2 separate regions of the Homo sapiens genome follow, and region 2 is linked to region 1. A link is a loop called in an ENCODE intact Hi-C map of the cell type or tissue named here. Cell type or tissue: mammary epithelial cell. All regions are shown on one strand. Links, peaks and the distances in the headings refer to the core of each region. The heading gives the core; the rest is flanking DNA.

Region 1 (8,275 bases), core at 2,202-7,201:
TTACTACATGCAACTGTTTCCTGTATTTAACAGCCTTTCTTTTTATTTACCTTCATGTGTCTAGCTTCCACCTACCGAAAGAGTTTTAGGTTGGCAGACAGATGGGTGCCTTATTTTCTGTGAAACTGAAGTTTTAAACACTGGCCAGAAAATGTTTGATTGCCATTTCAACACATGGAAATAGTTACATTGATGCCTAAATTGCCATTTTCTGCAAAAAGCTGTGCAATGCTGGTGTCAAAGACTAGACAGTCGCTATTCATAATGGCTGTTGCAATTCCTTCATGAATAGATCGAGGAGTCGCTTCCCAAGTCAATCGTCGCCTATGACCATTTAGCTCAAGTCGGTAAGCAAAATTTTCAGCTTGCTTGCGTGTTCCTATCAGCTGTACGATTGCGAAGAACTGCTGGTGACCATCGTATTTTTCCTGTTTCTCTAAGACTAACATGAAGTGAAAGCCAAAACAGGACTGCATCATCACCCAGTCAACAGCACCAGGAAGATTAATGTCTGTAGCAAGAAAAACTATATCCTCTCCCTGTAGGGTTGTAATGGACTTATGCTGATGCATCAGATGGGGCATTACAGCATCCAGAGAGCCTTGCCATTTACAGGAAGCACCAGGGCACGGACAGGAATAAGGCCTAAACTCACAGAGCTCTTCATGGTCTGCTTTTTCTGTGTGTGGCAGAGTTATTTCACATCCAGAAGACGCATATTTACAGGGGAAAAGTACTGAATTAGCCACTTTCTCCATAGCCAAGTTGCGAATGGATCCCAAAGGGCCCCGGCAAGTTGGACAACATGTGAGCTTTGGGCGACAGTTGCTACAAACAAGATGGCCACTCTGACATTGAAGAATGGGCGGTAACACATAGTCAAAGCAGACTGGACACTCAAAAAGACTCGCCAAGTCATTGTTGGATGCAGTTGTGCCAGTCAGGGCAGGCACCCTCTGGGATGGTGGACACTTCGAGGTACCGGTAGGTAATGCTGTAGCAGTCTGACGGCTCATTTCTGAAATAAATACATAAGGAGGCAGGAGAAAAATAATTATAACCATGACTTACTTTATAAATAATGTTTACATGCCATAAGTCCTTTTAAAGTTTCATACAAAATTTACTGAGCAAAAGAGGAAGAAAAATAGGATTAAAAAAGATATTAAAAAAATAAAATTACACTGAATGTGCACTTTATTAGGATCTGTACACTGGATAAGCTCTCTTTTCAAAATGTTCCGGAAAACATGTGGAACTCCCTTAATCGTCTTTGGATAGACTACATAGAATAATAAATGCTAAAATAGAAAATGGACCATAAACAACTAAAGAAACTATACAAGGAACTGAAGTTTAATCGAATCCGTTTTGCTAGGACTCTCCCTGAGGCTCCCTTACTCTATTTCTTTCTAATTTGGAGTCAGCTGTTGATAGGTACAGGGAGTTACAGGTGAACTCCTGTATAAAATCGGCACTCTGTATCCACACGGTCTGCATCCGAGGACTTCACCAGCCATGGATTGAAAATATTCAGAAAAATTTATAAAGAATACAAAATTTTTAAAATACAGTCTATAACAACTATTTACATATTGTTTACATTGTATTAAGTAATCCAGAGATCACTTAAATTATACAAGAGAATATGCACATACAAATATGACACCATTTTCTATCAGGGACTTGAGCATCCTCAGGTTTTGGTATGGAGAAGGGGGTCCTAGAACTAATCCGAGGATACCGCGGATTGAATGTAGTTCCAATGCCAAAGAATCAGAGTATCACCTTCCATTAACTCTTCTTAATGGTAAGCAATTATCTACTCTAGAGGTGTATTTTGGAAATGAGGGGAAGGGTCACAAGGGGAAAGGTCTGCTGCCATCCCATTATCCATCTCTATCTAATTAAGTCTTCCCCCCAAATTATCACCAGCCAGGTATTAATCTTATTTCCTACTGATCAGTGCCCACCTCAAGAGTGAGGGGATGTACTCGCTAGTGAAGGTGGCGAAAATATAAAAATAAATAAAAACACAACTAAGGTGAAGTGAGGCATGGGAGAAATGGAGGGCCATCTCAAAACTTTTTAGTCTGGTAGAGAAAGTATATCTTTCTGTTCTACTTTCAATCCACAATATGTGTCAGACATAATGAACAAAGGAGGACAGTCAGGAAGAGACAATGAAAAAGGAAAGAATAAAGATGATAGCACGGCAGAGATATATGCCATACTGGGGGTGGGGGATGGAGTCAACAGGTGAAGAACCCCTTGCAGCCTAGGGTTCTCCAGCGTTGCTGAAAACATTCATCAGCAGAGTAATAAACATTATTTAACAGGTAAATATCATCTGGAAGAAATAATCGACAATGTAACTAGCCAGGCTGAGTCAAAGATAAAACAAGCAACTTTTCCCAGGAAGCTACCTGGGCTGGAAAATGGCAGGCCACTATTTGTCTTGGGGGTGAAAAAAAAGATCAGTCAATGTCCTAAGACTGCACTCCTAGTAACTCTACTAAGCCATAATCTTTTTTTTTTTTTTTTTTTTTTTTTTTTGAGATGGAGTTTTGCTCGTTGCCCAGGCTGGAGTGCAATGGCGCGATCTCGGCTCACTGCAACCTCTGCCTCCCAGGTTCAAGCAATTCTCCTGCCTCAGCCTCCCAAGTAGCTGGGATTACAGGGGCCCGCCACCATGCCCGACTAATTTTTGTATTTTTAGTAGAGACGGGGTTTCACCATGGCTGGTCTCGAACTCCTGACCTCGTGATCCACCCGCCTCGGCCTCCCAAAGTGCTGGGATTACAGGCATGAGCCACTGCGCCCGGCCACTAATCCATATTACAAAATTAAAGCCTCAAAATTAATGTTTTATCTCAATTATAGTCATTCTGTTGCAAGGAACTTTTAAGAAGCAATGTTGGTTACCAATGTGACCAAATAAATGCAACTTAGGTTTAGATTACCCAAGTGGTTACCAACTGATAGCTTAAATGAGGGCTGAGGGTGACGGAAAAAATAAAGATTAATTCCACGTCACTAAACGGGTATTTTAAAGTTCCAGAGGCAACAAAAGTGACAATTCCATCGTAATGTGTCTCATCATATGGACTCAGAACATGAATCAACTCTCAATCTGAAGCCCAGTGTGACCCAGGTATTCTGTCCCCTGACAAAGGACTATAAGGGAGCTCTCCTGTAATCCAGTTTCCCTCTCAGTAGATTCTTTGTACATATGACATCCATTTTATGTCACTTGTAAAACAGTGGGCTCAGCATTGCCAAAACACCCTGGCTGTATGCTGTATGCCTACTGCATGGTCCAGTTTACTTCAGTAAGCAGCGTAACAATTACAAAGTGGTTCCTTGGGCAAAAAACAGTCTAGTCAACCAATGCCTTTCAAATTACTAAATCAAACCAAAGAATCACATCCAAGGGCAGTAAACTCAGTTTATATTTAACACAATATAGCTACGGACCAAGCAAAACACTGTTGTTCACAATTTCTTGACCTAGCAATAGTTATACATTTATCAACAACAGTTCGGGCTCACATTACAATATATCTTTGCCATTTTCCAAACACTACAGAAAGCACATTTTAACTCCTATTCAAAGTGTGAAAAAGAAGCGAAATGTGAACGGTATTTCTTGGGAACGGAGGTATTACAGGACAGCAACTGCTAAAGCCTCTCAAAGCTCCAAGGGTGGAACCCAGCTCCATCTTGAAACAGAAAAGGAATCCCAACCACACAGGCGCCCTGCAGTAGGAACCAAGGACAGCCCTGCAGAAGTCATGACGTAACCTGAAGTTTGATTTAAACAGAAAAAAGAACAGCAGCCCAAATGAAACATGACTGAGAACCTCGGAAACGTCTCGATTCTGCTGCAGCCATTCCCTAAGCCAGGCAGGTTCCACTGACTAATAGCGTTCAAGTTTCACAGCCTCAGCAAACCATCCTCTTAATGTCAATACCTTTTCTCTTCCTTGTCCTGGCCGCTGGTAAACATGTGAACAAGACTCCCCTCCAGGAGTACAGAGAAGGTGGAGTAGCCTTTCCCGTCATGAGAAGTCAGGCCACGCATTGCGTTTCCCCCAAGAAGTAAAGGAACAGGCCCCTCCTGGGCTCTTTCTGCTCCTAAGCACAGAAGACCCAAATTCGCGTCTGAGGTCAGGATCCAAATACCATTTACTTCTCAGAAGCACCAGTTACAGAGGTGGAGAAAGGAAGCCTTTCCATCCCCAGGAGGCAACCACACCTCCCTGTGAGCTCAAATTCGACTGCATCTCCAAAAATGGGAGCCACAGCTGCGCTGTCCTCCAATGTGCCCTAAGCTTTCGTCTGTCTCCCAAGTTTGTTTTCTCCAGATTCACTGGGTAGGGTCCTGCCCAGCTCCAGTGGAGGCCACGGATGCAGGGGGCGACGCGCTGGCTGAGAAGGAAGTGCGCTCCCTGAGCCAGCTCAAGAGTTACTGCAGGAGCCTGCCTGCCGGGAGAGCCATTTGGAGCCTCGGCCGGGGCTGGGCCTGCGTTGGGAACGCCTACTCCAACCCGGGGCGCCAGGGCCAGTTCAGGGCGCGCGGCGCACAGGGCGATGCCCGTCTTGCTCGCGCAAGGGTGGGGCCGTGCCCGCAAGCCCCGCCCCCCAGCCAAAGGCCGGGGGCGTGGGGGAGCCCCCGCCACCCCGCCGTTGACCCCATCCCACCCCAGCGACATCGAACCTTCCTCAGCATTTCCACCAGTTTAAAATTAGGTGGAACCACGCTATTTTCGGTAGGTCAGAACAGTCGAATATCGGCAGTTTCTTATGGTTTCGATCTAAGAGCTACAGCGTATCTGGGAAATGCGTGGCCACACTGGCGCTACGCTCCAGGTTTATCGTGCGAACTCTAAATTTTTAGAGTGAAAACATTCTCCCTAATTCATTCAACGGCTATTTACCGGGCATCAACTACCATATTTCCTCAATTCTAGCTCACTTCATTTCTACTCCTATCAGCACTATATTTTAAACTCTCCTTACCCACTGTGAAAAGACTTTGCAGGAAAAGTAGTAAGCACACTTCTGCCACATTAAACTCCTACTTAAACCTCCTAAGAGATTATACTCTCTTCCCACTCTGGGAAAGCCATCTTAAATGGCCTCATTAAACGCAGAGTAGCTTGTTTTGTTTTTAAACAAGCACTACCCTTGCCCCAATAAAGTCCTGCGCCTCAGATTTGCATTGCATCAGCTAGTGCGTGCAGAGGTTTAACCTGTCATTACATCATGCTTAGGGCAGCCTCAAAATGCAGCAAGAGTTGGCAGTGAGGAGTGAACCCAATGCAAGGAATTGCAGATTACCCACTTTCAGCAGGAAATTTTAACTCTAACCACTTCCTCACTCTATTAAGTGTGTTCAATCACCTCAACCTCGTTTTACAATACAGGCTACACAAAACAGCATTAGGAAAAGAAATATAATTGAAAATAGACACAGTCAGCCCCACAACTACTTTTTTTCCTTTTTTTTGAGACAGGGTCTCACTCTGTTGCCCAGGTCTGAGTGCAGTGGCACAATCTCCACTCACCGCAGCCTCGGTCTTCTGGGCTCGAGCAATCCTCCCACCTCAATCTCCCCAGTAGCTAAGACCACAGGCTGGCACCACCACTCTCGTTAATTTTCTTTGTAAAGATAGGGAGTCCCCATGTTGCCCAGGCTGGTCTCGAACTCCTGGGCTAAAGCCATCAGCCTGCCTTGGCCTCCCAAAGTGCTGAGCCACTGTGCCCAGTCTATATTTTTATTTTCTAATATTTTTTCATTCGACAGGTCTTAAATTTCCCTAGAGAAGAAAATTTCATATAGAGAAACTCTTCCAAACAGAACCAAAATGTATACAACAAAAAGATGACTGATTATTTCTCAAGCAAAAGATATTTCACTGTTTACCAAACTCCAAAAGATCTGTACAGAGCCTTACAGCACACTCTGAAAACCACTGATCTATGGACAGGCCCCTCTACTTAATTAAGTCAGAAAAGTGGAAGCATTCTAGAGTCATCTACACTTGGATTCAGACCCCGGCTCCACCAGTTGTTGAGCTGTAAAACTGGACTGTTTCCAGCCTCAACTGGCTTTTGTCTAGATTGAGATGGGTAATTTATGTGTATCATGGATGGTACATATTCCAGAATATTTAAGTTTTCAGCTGAGACCTGATTTAATTGCCAAGTCATCAATTAGTCACAGACTCAGAATTTGTAGATTCCAAGAAACACACTCCAAAAGATGCCTTAACCTTGCAAAGGTGATCAAACATGTCTGCCAAGAATCAACCACCATTTAATTTTTAGCACAATAAACCTTAATTCTCAACTAGGTAGAATATTTACACTAGTTTTACAAAAAGCTGAAAAGTTCACAGAAGTACCTTAAGACAAGCCCATAGAATCCAAAACTGGCAAAAATCCAAAACTTAGCAAGAATGCACTATTACCTACACTTTCTAAAGCCTACGTCCCAAGCCCAGTTTGGTATATAGTTTAAGTAGATGTCAATCTAAACAAAAACATTTTAGAATCAGCCTTTAATGTTGTCTTAGTAATTTCAGAGCATTCAGCCATTGCTTTACCACCTTAGCATACTTAACAGTAGAAAGATAAACTTTTATTCTCAATTCCACGTGGTAATCTTTGTTTCCTTTTATAAATTACTTATAAAAGTTTAAAATGGAGAAATGTAGTCAGATATGGAAAAAAATCATAATATATTGTAAATGAAGTTACAAATAGAACACAGACGTGAGGGACGGGGTGAGAAACCAAGAGGGCTACAACATCAGACCAATGAATCAGTTACCTATATGAGGATACTGGTGATTTTTAGCTGTATTTTCTCCAAAGGGGACAATAAACTGCTTTATAAAGATTAGTCTGATTAACAACTGTGAAAACAGTCAAAATGAGCAAAAAGTAAAACATGTTTATTCTTAATTTAGTAAAAAACAACAACAACAAAAAACAGCTGGGCGTGGTGGCTCACGCCTGTAATCACAGCACTTTGGGAGGCCAAGGCAGGTGGATCACCTGAGGTCAGGAGTTCAAGACCATCCTGGCCAACATGGTGATACTTTGTCTCTACTAAGTAAATACAAAAATTAGCCGGGCATGGTGGCGTGTGCCTGTAATCCCAGCTACTTGGGAGGCTGAGGCAGAAGAATCACTTGAACCTGGGAGGCGGAGGCTGCAGTGAGCCAAGATCGACTTGAACCCAGGAGGCGGAGGCTGCAGTGAGCCAAGATCGTGCCACTGCATGCACTCCAGCCTGGGCGACAGAGCAAGATTCCATCTCAAAAAAAAAAGAAAGGGTAGGATGCAATTATCACTACCCCATCTCTAGTAAAACAAAAATTATTCTTAGAAACAATAAAATATAAAATAAAATTATAGGTATCAGATTACAAATTTGCTCTTTCCATTAGAAATCTTAATTAAATAAAACTCCTCCATTCAAAACACTTAAGGCTTTTCTTGTTCCCAGAATGCCTTTAGGTTAAAAGGGTATTTTCCAAACTCATTTGACATTGTGGCAGGTATTATGTAGAAAATGTTTTACGTTAAAATGTTAATTAAACATTGCTTCTATTTGAAGACTTACTTGCTTCTTACACAATGACAAAATCAAAGCAAGTCTCTTAAAAATTCAACAAGTTAAAATGCCAAAAGTTAAAAAATCAAACACTGTTATAAGGACAATAAATTAAACAATCTATAGCTTCCAGAACTGTAGCAAAGCAATAAAATGATTTCTTAAAAATTGTATGTTTTTCCTAAAACCTCCATTTTTCCTGAAGATAATTCTGAAAACTTTGCAGCTACAGAAGAAGTTACACTGAATAGGTATAGAAAGATTGATTACTGGAGATGAGGGAAACCCAGGAAAGCTGCTGTCAACAGAAGACAAAGAGGAAAGGCAAATCCCGACTTAAATGTGTTCAAAGCAAAATACAACACTTGCTAAGTCACTTTATTTTGAGGCTTCCACCCAAGCTAAACATTAGATATACATGGAGTTTGGTGGCTCATACCTGTAATCCCAGCACTTTGGGAGGCTGAGGTGGGAGGATCACTTGAGCCCAAGAGTTTGAGACAAGCCTAGGCAATATACTGAGACCTCATCTCCACAAAAAAAATACAAAAAAATTAGCTGGGTGTGGTGGCATCCGCTGTAGAGCCAGCTATTTGGGAGGCTGAGGTGGGAGGCTCATCTGAGCCTGGGATGTAAAGGCTGCAATGA
Region 2 (8,275 bases), core at 1,729-6,728, 180 kb after region 1:
CTGGAAGGGTGGCGAATAGTTAGGTAGGTGTCCGCAGGGCTGCTGATCAGAGCCCCAGTAGCAGTCACTGAGCGGGGCTCTGGGTTGGGCACAGTTCTAAGCACCACGTTTATTCCTCATGTCACCCTTGAAGTAGAAAGCATTATTATGCCTATTTTACAGGTGAGGAAATCCTCATCTGTAAAATAGGCATAATAAAATAATGCTTAGTTACAGTTCTGAAGTATACAGAAAGTCAAACTCCAAATGAACAGTGCTGGCATTTGCCCAACTAGGGAACTGGGGAAAAGAACTGCCGTCAGGGGACTGAAGAGGCAGTGGGATGGGCACAGAGCCACGGCAGCAGGGAACAGCTCGAGAGCCAGGCCGAGTTCTCTGCTGAGGGGCACCAGGCCTGAGTTTCAAGTTACTCAACTCCGAAATAGTTGGCCCCTTCCAGCATTTTCTGACTGGGGTGGATACTCCTGAAGCCCTGTTTGTGCAGGTCTTTGGACCTTTCTAAACAATCTGCAAATCCTTGCTAAAGACAGTAACACGTGTTACTCAAGACTCGATTTCAAAGGACGTAAATCCAACTGGAATGACCAGCTTAAGCAAAAAGTGTGTTAGAATACTGGGGTGTGGTGACGTCCGAGGAAGGGCTTTCCTGACAACAGGAACCCAAGGCTCATGCTGCCAGGAACCTCTCTCACGTCGCCGCTTCTTTCCTGCCACAGGTCGACTTCCCCCAGGGTGGAAAATGGCTTCTGACAGACCTGGGCCTGGCATCCCACGATTCCCACCACCACAGAGGAACTCCCCAGGAGTGACTTGGACTGGCATAGGTTGGGCCGGCTGTCGGCCCTGGCCAGGAAGCCTGAGTGCATCTAGTATGCAGCCTGCGCCAGGTACCCCTCCCCGGACCTGTGTGCCCAGGATGCCATGTGCTGGAGCCTGGCAGGGGAGGGAGAAGGGAGTGGAGTGACCCCAGCCCCACCCCACTGTCCCACTGCAGGGCAGTGGATTCCCGGCCTCTTACTGGTCCTGCTGCCAGATGCCGCAGTCAAGAAGGCACTGTCCTCCAGTTCAGTTGAGCAGACATTTATTAAGCACCTATCAAGTGCAAGGCACTGTGCTAGGCGCCGTGGGAAATACAGAGAACACAGGCGGTCCCTGCCCACGAGGAGCTCACAGTCTAGAAAGGGCAGCAAGACAGTACACAATCAGTGGCAGCAGCACCAGCCAGAGTGGCAAGTGCTCAAAGCGAGACACAAAGTGCTGTGCGGTCACAACATCATGGGGATGCTTCTGGCAGAAGCACTGGAAAGGAGACGAGGACTCAGGCTGGGCCTTCCAGGAGGGAAGCCATTTGGGAGAAGGGCATCTCTAGCGGAGAGAGGTCCATCTGCAGAGCCCACAGGTCATGGGAAACATGTGGCTGCAGGGAGAGTTTGGGGACAGTCAAGTATGGCTGGGAGGTGGACAGCCACGGACACTAAGCTCAGGAGATGTGAACTTTGTGGTCTGGTCAAACAGCCACTGCAGATCACTTCGCAGGAGGAGGGGTGACTAGAAGTATGTTACTGGAAGGTAAATCTGGCCACACTGCAGCATCTGGACGGCAGAGGGCAGCGCTGGGAGGGGCCAGCCAGTTAGGGCCCACCACCCCTGGGTGTCTGAGAGTGGGAGTAGCGGGCAGGGGCCAGCAAAGCACGAGGGCAGAGCAGGGGACCATACGGAGGGTGGGTGTGGAAGAAGGGAGGGGCCCCATGCAAGCTGCAGGTCTGGGGAGCCTGAGGATGTCATAGGGCTTCCTGGTAGAGTGGAAAGTGCACTCCTGAAGGTCAGGGCCAGTCACTACAGAGAGGGGACAGCGAGGAGAGGGACGGTGTGGCCCTAAGGGTGACTGCAGTTTCTCAACATGTGGTCCGTGGATCACCTGCATGGGAACTGCCTGGGGAATGCGCTCATTTGCAGATTCCCGGGCCTTCCTCCAGAACTACTGGGCAAGCATCTGCCGGGTCATGCCCGGTAACCTACATTCTTAACACCAGCTGCCCTCTCCACCACCACGAGCCCCAAAGGTGGGGAAAAGTCTGCAAGCCACCTGCAGAGGAAGAATAGGGTGTTAAGGACTGGCTTTAGGCAAAAAGAAGAGACAAAAAGAATGAGGGAGGTCTGGGAGTGAGGGAAGTGGTGGGAAGCAGGGAAAGTCCGGTCAAGCCATGTGCACCAAGACAGAGCCCCAGCGCGGCCTTGCAGCCAGGCACCGGGCCGTCCCCAAGGGCTGCTCTCAGTCCGCTTTCACTTGGTGGGCGAAAGCCACATTTGCAAACTGGGAAGTGGAGAGTGGGAGGTGAGGGGAAGCACTAGCAATGAATGAAGAGGATTCTTCCGGGAATCAGGCTGTTTCAATCTAAAACATCCAAGATAAGTGGAAACACTGGGGAGGAAGGTGATGAACAGACGGAGGTGAGCCAGAGACACCTCCTGGGCAAGTCGGCCAGGAGGCGGGAGGCGTGGGTCAGAGACACTGCAGGAACTGGGTGAGGACAAGGAGGTGCGAGGAAAGGGGTTGGGGGATGGTCCCACAGGCAGCCACACCTGAGGCGTGGGAGGCAGGTAGGAGCTGGGGGAGGGCGGGGAGAAGAGGGGTTTCTGTGTGTAGATCTGAGTCCTCCCTCACATCCCAGCCGTGCCACAAGCCGCATCGGCATGAGGCCGGCTCTCCCTTCTTCACTGGTCTCAAAAGCCACCCAGGCCCAAGTCCCGGCCAGACAGCCGAGCCTGCCTAGCAACGCTGACCGGCCGCCCAGGATGGCCCAGACACCTTCTGTCTCCTGAATGCAGCCTACAGGGGTTCAAACAGACTGCTTGCATTAAGGTCAGACAAGGCTCTTTTACTTCCAGAGACAGCGGCCTGGAGCCTCGGGAAGAATGTAGGCCCAGGAATCACCCAGCCCCTCAGGACAACCTCTCTGAGCAACAGACATCCTCCCTGTTGAATGAGAGTGACATCTCTGCCCTGCCACCTACTTTACATGGATGCCACGAAGTGGGAGAGCCTGAGCAGTAGACAGGGAAGAGGCGAGCGGCCCCACTGCAGGAGGTAGACAGGCTACAGATACTTATGCAGCAGCCACACTGAGGCTAGTACTGGAGGAGGCTGAGAACCAGTAATGAGTTCTTAATGGTTTGATAATTTGGGTTTTTAAATATTAAATATTAAATATCAGGGGTTTCGGAAGGAATGATGAATTCCGTCTCATGCTGTAACTGATGAAGGCAACCAATGAGCAATCCTTCCTTCCCATAGCCGAGAAAGGGAAAGGGGACAGGCCAATCCCTCTGAAGCAGTAAGTCAGAACACGAAGACTTACAGAACTCAAACATCAAAGGTCAAGTAGCTTCTAGCCAGGAAAAGTGGTGGCCCCCTCAGCCTAGCCAGCACCAACCAGCATGGGTGGAGACTCAGCCTGGCAGTAAGGGCATTTCCTGGGTTTCCTCTGAAGCAGAGGAGAAATAGTGGGTCAGCCAGGCTGCTGGACTGAACCATGAGCCAGAAGGCCAGAATCACTGCAAGACAGCTCCAGCCCGCACACCTCAGTTGTGCTTTTGAAAACAGGTACAAAGCTGAGGCATGGGAGCTGTGACTGAAGTCGCCCTCCTGGCTGGCCTCGTCTTCTACCTCTGCTTCCACAGCTGGGTGACTTGGCCATAGGCCCAAACAATGGACAACCAGTTCCACATTAGGAGGCATCACGGACGCATCTGAGAGGAAACATGATTGAAGGACAAGCTTGGCCTCATGGAGGGCTCTGGATTCATCCCTTGAAGAACGCAGTGATCAAACAAAACCAAGAAGCAGGCCTGGAGGGAGCACTCTGGGATGCCCCCAAGTCCCCTCACCATTTACAAACCAGCACTGAGTTCTCAGCCTCCGCTCCTCAGGACTAGGAGACAAGATCCGGACAGGCAGGACAGGCAGCAAGCCGACTGTGAGCAGCCTGGGGGCGCAGGTGTAAAATACAAAGCCCTTTGAAGGTCCAGACAATAAGAGTAAAGATGTTAAGATTGCCCAGGAAAAGAACTTCACTGACACTGAATTTGGGCAACACCTAGAACAGACAATATTAAGATATCAATTCTGAGAAAGACTCACAGGAAAGGCTGTTTAGGAGGACACTAGAGACAAACACAGGGAAAATAAATACAGGGGCTCTGGGATCCCCCCACAGAAGCTACTAATGCTATTTATTGGCTTGGGTCACTTTTGAGAATAGAAAACCATTTTTTGGCAAAGCTGTACAAACTCCACATCAGGGCGTCTCCTGCAGTTGGGGACACAAGATGGCCACAGTGACCGGGCTCTTCATTAAACTTCCTCATAACCCGCTACGGTGTTCAGAAGCTAAGACGTGACTTCCAGAGCCAGGCCAGGCATGTGGAGGCCCCTGACTGTGGGCGTGTCAAGCCCTGGCTGGGGAGCCTGCTGCCTGCCCGGCCACTCCTCAGCTGTGGCTGTGGCTGTGGGCATGGCCGGACGGCGTGCACACTGGGCCGTCCCCTTTTGCGCAGGGTGGAAGGGGGAAGGAGGGTGGGACTCCATGGGCTCCACGATGTCTTCTAGCCCTGGTATTCTGTGAGACTAACTTCGCCCTGGTCATTCACCATGGCTAGGCACCAAGTGCCATCTAGTGGCACCGCGGGTCCACTTTCACAACACTCCAACCAAAGACTGCAGAACAAACCAACTCTTACCCACTTTAACTCCGGGGGTGAGGGCAGAGGAGGCTGGAAGGGTGAGCACACTTCATGGTAGTGATGGGACATACTCATCTCAAGAAAATATACTTTAAGACGTCTTGCTTTCCTTAAGAAAGCAACACTTTTTTTTTTATTTATTTATAAAGGCTAACCATATCCATTTGTCAATATTTTCGGCTTTAAGGAAAATAGTTTAAAAAACATAAAAAGGTAAATACACTCAAGAGTAACTGCTATTAAACAGTTCTGAACAGGCAGAAAATGTAGACTTTCCTTTAACAGAAAATGTTAAATCTGTAATAGCAGCATAATTTATATATAGAAAAAAGCTGGTTTTGAAAACCCAGATTTATACCCAAAACATTTTTTTTCTGTACAACTGCGTTTACACTGGGAAATAAGTTTCTTCACATTATGTTCATTCCCATCAGGTACAGGTGTGAGCTTGAGTTTGATCAGCCAGCCCTGAGCGCAAGCTCAGCGCTCAGCACAATCTTCAATCCAACACCATGGCAGAAAGCGCATTTAGATCTTTCATGTATGGGTGGGCCACCAAGATCTGGTCTATTTTCAGTCTTTGCTCTGAGTCAGGGAAGATCTTCAGAAGGGCTTCCCTCAGCTCGTTGGTTTCTGCAGAAGATCTCTGAGCTGGCATGGGCAGGTTCTGCTGGAGACTGGGGAGGGCTGGCAGCAGTGGGAAGTGGGGCTGCTGAGGGAGCCAGTGGCTTGAAGGGGCTCCCTGAATCCGGGTCGGAGGCTGGTGGCTGGTGCTGGCTGCCTGGGTGCCAGGGACTCTGAAGCTGGGGTCAAACATGCCCACATTTGGCAGGGCACTGAGTAGGGGCTGCATATCTCTGTGAATGGAAGTGAGTCCTGGTGAGTTGGGTTATAAGTAAACAAAAAATCATAGAGCTATTTTAGAAGGTACCTGCGGCAGGCCTTGAGGCTCAGGATGCCGCTCCCTGGCTTCCAAAGGCAGGATGCAAGACTGAGGTGGAGATGGTGCCATGAGACACCCACAGAGGAGCCTGCGGGGATTTCACTGACATCACCTCAAGGCGTGCCAGGGAATCAATGCGCTCTATGAGGGAGCACCACCCTCCCAGGTCTTCTGCTGTGAGGACTGACCCCATCCAGCTGTTTGGCTCTAACCAGGGTACCCTTGGGAGCTTTCAAAAGGTTTAACAGTGTCTTACTCTTCTGAAGATTTTGATTTTGTGCAGGACCCTGATTAATAGAAATTAGAAGAGACTCCTTTTGGGGAGAGTGGCAGTCCCCACCGACTCAGTCTAGATGAGGTGTGGGTGGGTGCCCACACTTGTATGCACATGGGTATGTGCGAGTATGTGTGTACAGGGAGGGCATCTGTATCGCTCAAAAGCCTCCCACTGGACTCGGCCTGCAGGCGAGAAATGAGGCTAGCTGAAGTTTCCCCAACTTCAAAAGCTCAACTAACTTCAACAGCCCCTCTGTGATGGAAGTGATTCCCAACTTCTTAACCGATTTCTGAGCCGCTCCACAAAGAGCCACCAAGTGAGAGTGAAAAGGCAGGCAGGACAGACCCCGTGCCAGGTTGCTCAAGGAGCAGGAGCAAGCAGAGGACTCTCCTTCTGGTAACTCTGACCCGCGGACCTGATTGATGCTCTGACACAGGCCTCGGGCCTGAAGCCCAGCAGGGGATTTCCAAGTTCAGATGTGGGGAAGCAAAATGAGATGGACTGATGAGCACAGCAGGTGTGGAAAATGGCTGCCATTCTCTTCATGTGGGTAGAAAAGCATGGCATTTGGGAATTAAGTCCTCGTCTGTGTCATAAAACCCAAAGGCTCAAAAGAGAAATGATTCACAAGACCAGGGAGTTGAAATTGTAGTGGTCTCCTAGGTAGAAGAGACCACCATGTAAAAAAAGAAACCCATCACCACCTACCACTGAATCCAAACCTACAGCTCCCAGTGGTTCCTGTTGCAAATGGAAAAGATCAGCTGGAAAGTGTGACTGCCTAAAAATGCTGAGAGAGCTGTGTGTCTTCCTCTCAGCTTAGACCCCCCATCACACCCCCATGCAAATACCAGCTGGGAATGCACAGAAGTGCAGCCTGGTTTAGTTTTTAAAAAGAGTAAACATCAGTCATGGGGTCATATGATCTCCCTGTTAGGTTCACAGGAATCTTTAGTTAATGTCTGTTACCTAAGAATTATGAAAACAGAAACAACCACTAACAAGGTGTCCTAAAAACAAAACAAACCCCAACTACAACAAAGAAAACCTAAACTACCAAATCATTTTCAGATAAATATTGAATACTGGCTTTTCCATTCAGTGAAGGTAGAAAGTAATGGTCAGTTCCCCCAGGCAGTGATTCCTAAGCAGTAAGGAAATTAATATAAGCATAACATGTTCAAAGCAAATGACTTTAGAAAGTGAATGTAAAAAGACACTCACACATACAAAATGACCCCATCAGGCACTCGTGATTCAGAGGGAGAGCTCTCACACATACATGATGAACCTAAGTAGTATTCGCCAGTAAGTGACCACCAGCTTGGAAAACTAGCTTTGTTTTTTTGTTTGTTTTTGAGACAGAGTCTTGCTCTGTAACCCAGGCTGGAGTGTAGTGGCACGATCTCGGCTCACTGCAACCTCCGCCTCCCAGGTTCAAGTGATTCTCCTGCCTCAGCCTCCCAAGCAGCTGGGATTACAGGCACGCACCACCACACCCAGCTAATTTTTGCATTTTTAGTAGAGCCAGGGTTTCACCATGTTGGCCAGGATGGTCTCGAACTCCTGACCTCAAGTTATCTACCTGCCTCGGCCTCACAAAGTGCTGGGATTACAGGCGTGAGCCACCAAACCCGGCTTTGTCTTTTTAAACCTACAAAAAGGCTGGGCGCAGTGGCTCACGCCTGTAATCCCAGCACTTTAGGAGGCCGAAGCGGGTGGATCACCTGAGGTCAGGAGTTCGAGACCAGCCTGGCTAACATGGCAAAATCCCGTTTCTGCTAAAAAAAAAAAATACAAAAAATTAGCCAGGCATGGTGGCGTGCACCTGTAATCCCAGCTACTTGGGAGGCTGAGGCAGGAGAATTACTTGAACCTGGGAGGCGGAGGTTGCAGTGAGCCAAGATCGCGCCATTGTACTCCAACCTGGGCAACAAGAGTGAAATTCCATCTCAAAAAAAATAAATCAATAAAAATAAACCCACAAAAAAAGTTTGGCTCCTGTCTTTTCCTAGGATGAAAACTGAAAGGACTATAGTTGAAAATCCGGGATGCTTGCTACATTAGCTTCCAAATATATGAAACCAGCACTAAATTTAAGGCTTAAAAAAAAAATTTTGGCCAGGCATGGTGGCTCATGCCTATAATCCCAACACTTTGGGAGGCTGAGGAAGGCGGATTCCTTGAGCTCAGGAGTTTCAGACCAGCCTGGGCAACATGGTAAGACCCTGTCTCTACTAAAAATACAAAAAAAGAGCTGGGCATGGTGGTATGCGCCTGTGGTCCCAGCTCCTCGGGAGGCTAAGGTGGGA

What was found. Hi-C counts contacts between places; a loop is a spot of excess contacts. Peaks named below come from ENCODE experiments on the same cell type or tissue, not always from the same donor. Only the 100,000 strongest peaks of a DNase experiment are listed, where the experiment ranks them.
Region 2: a loop joins it to region 1, with 4 times the contacts of the local background. A loop is called at or near these places in 80 of 110 quality-filtered maps.

Annotation. Positions count from the first base shown.
Region 1 is chr16:48,361,413-48,369,687 of GRCh38, forward strand. SIAH1 (siah E3 ubiquitin protein ligase 1) reads right to left here. Exons shown (of 2, transcript NM_003031.4): 2 at 1-1,018. The coding sequence starts at 1,016. The coding sequence ends at 168. It also overlaps a transcript of LONP2 not described here. Among named protein-coding and RNA genes, the nearest start is that of SIAH1, 20 kb to the right of the region's middle. RefSeq lists an enhancer at 4,103-4,765 and a silencer at 4,473-4,902. In mammary epithelial cell, for the core only: CTCF peaks have their summits at 4,434 and 4,852; DNase peaks (open chromatin) are centred at 4,549 and 5,239; H3K4me3 peaks cover 2,578 bases; H3K27ac peaks cover 3,163 bases.
Region 2 is chr16:48,537,662-48,545,936 of GRCh38, forward strand. N4BP1 (NEDD4 binding protein 1) reads right to left here. Exons shown (of 7, transcript NM_153029.4): 7 at 1,065-5,600. The coding sequence ends at 5,243. Among named protein-coding and RNA genes, the nearest start is that of N4BP1, 68 kb to the right of the region's middle. RefSeq lists enhancers at 913-1,412, 3,960-4,460, 4,461-4,961. In mammary epithelial cell, for the core only: a CTCF peak has its summit at 4,677 (motif pointing left); no DNase peak of the experiment used is centred there.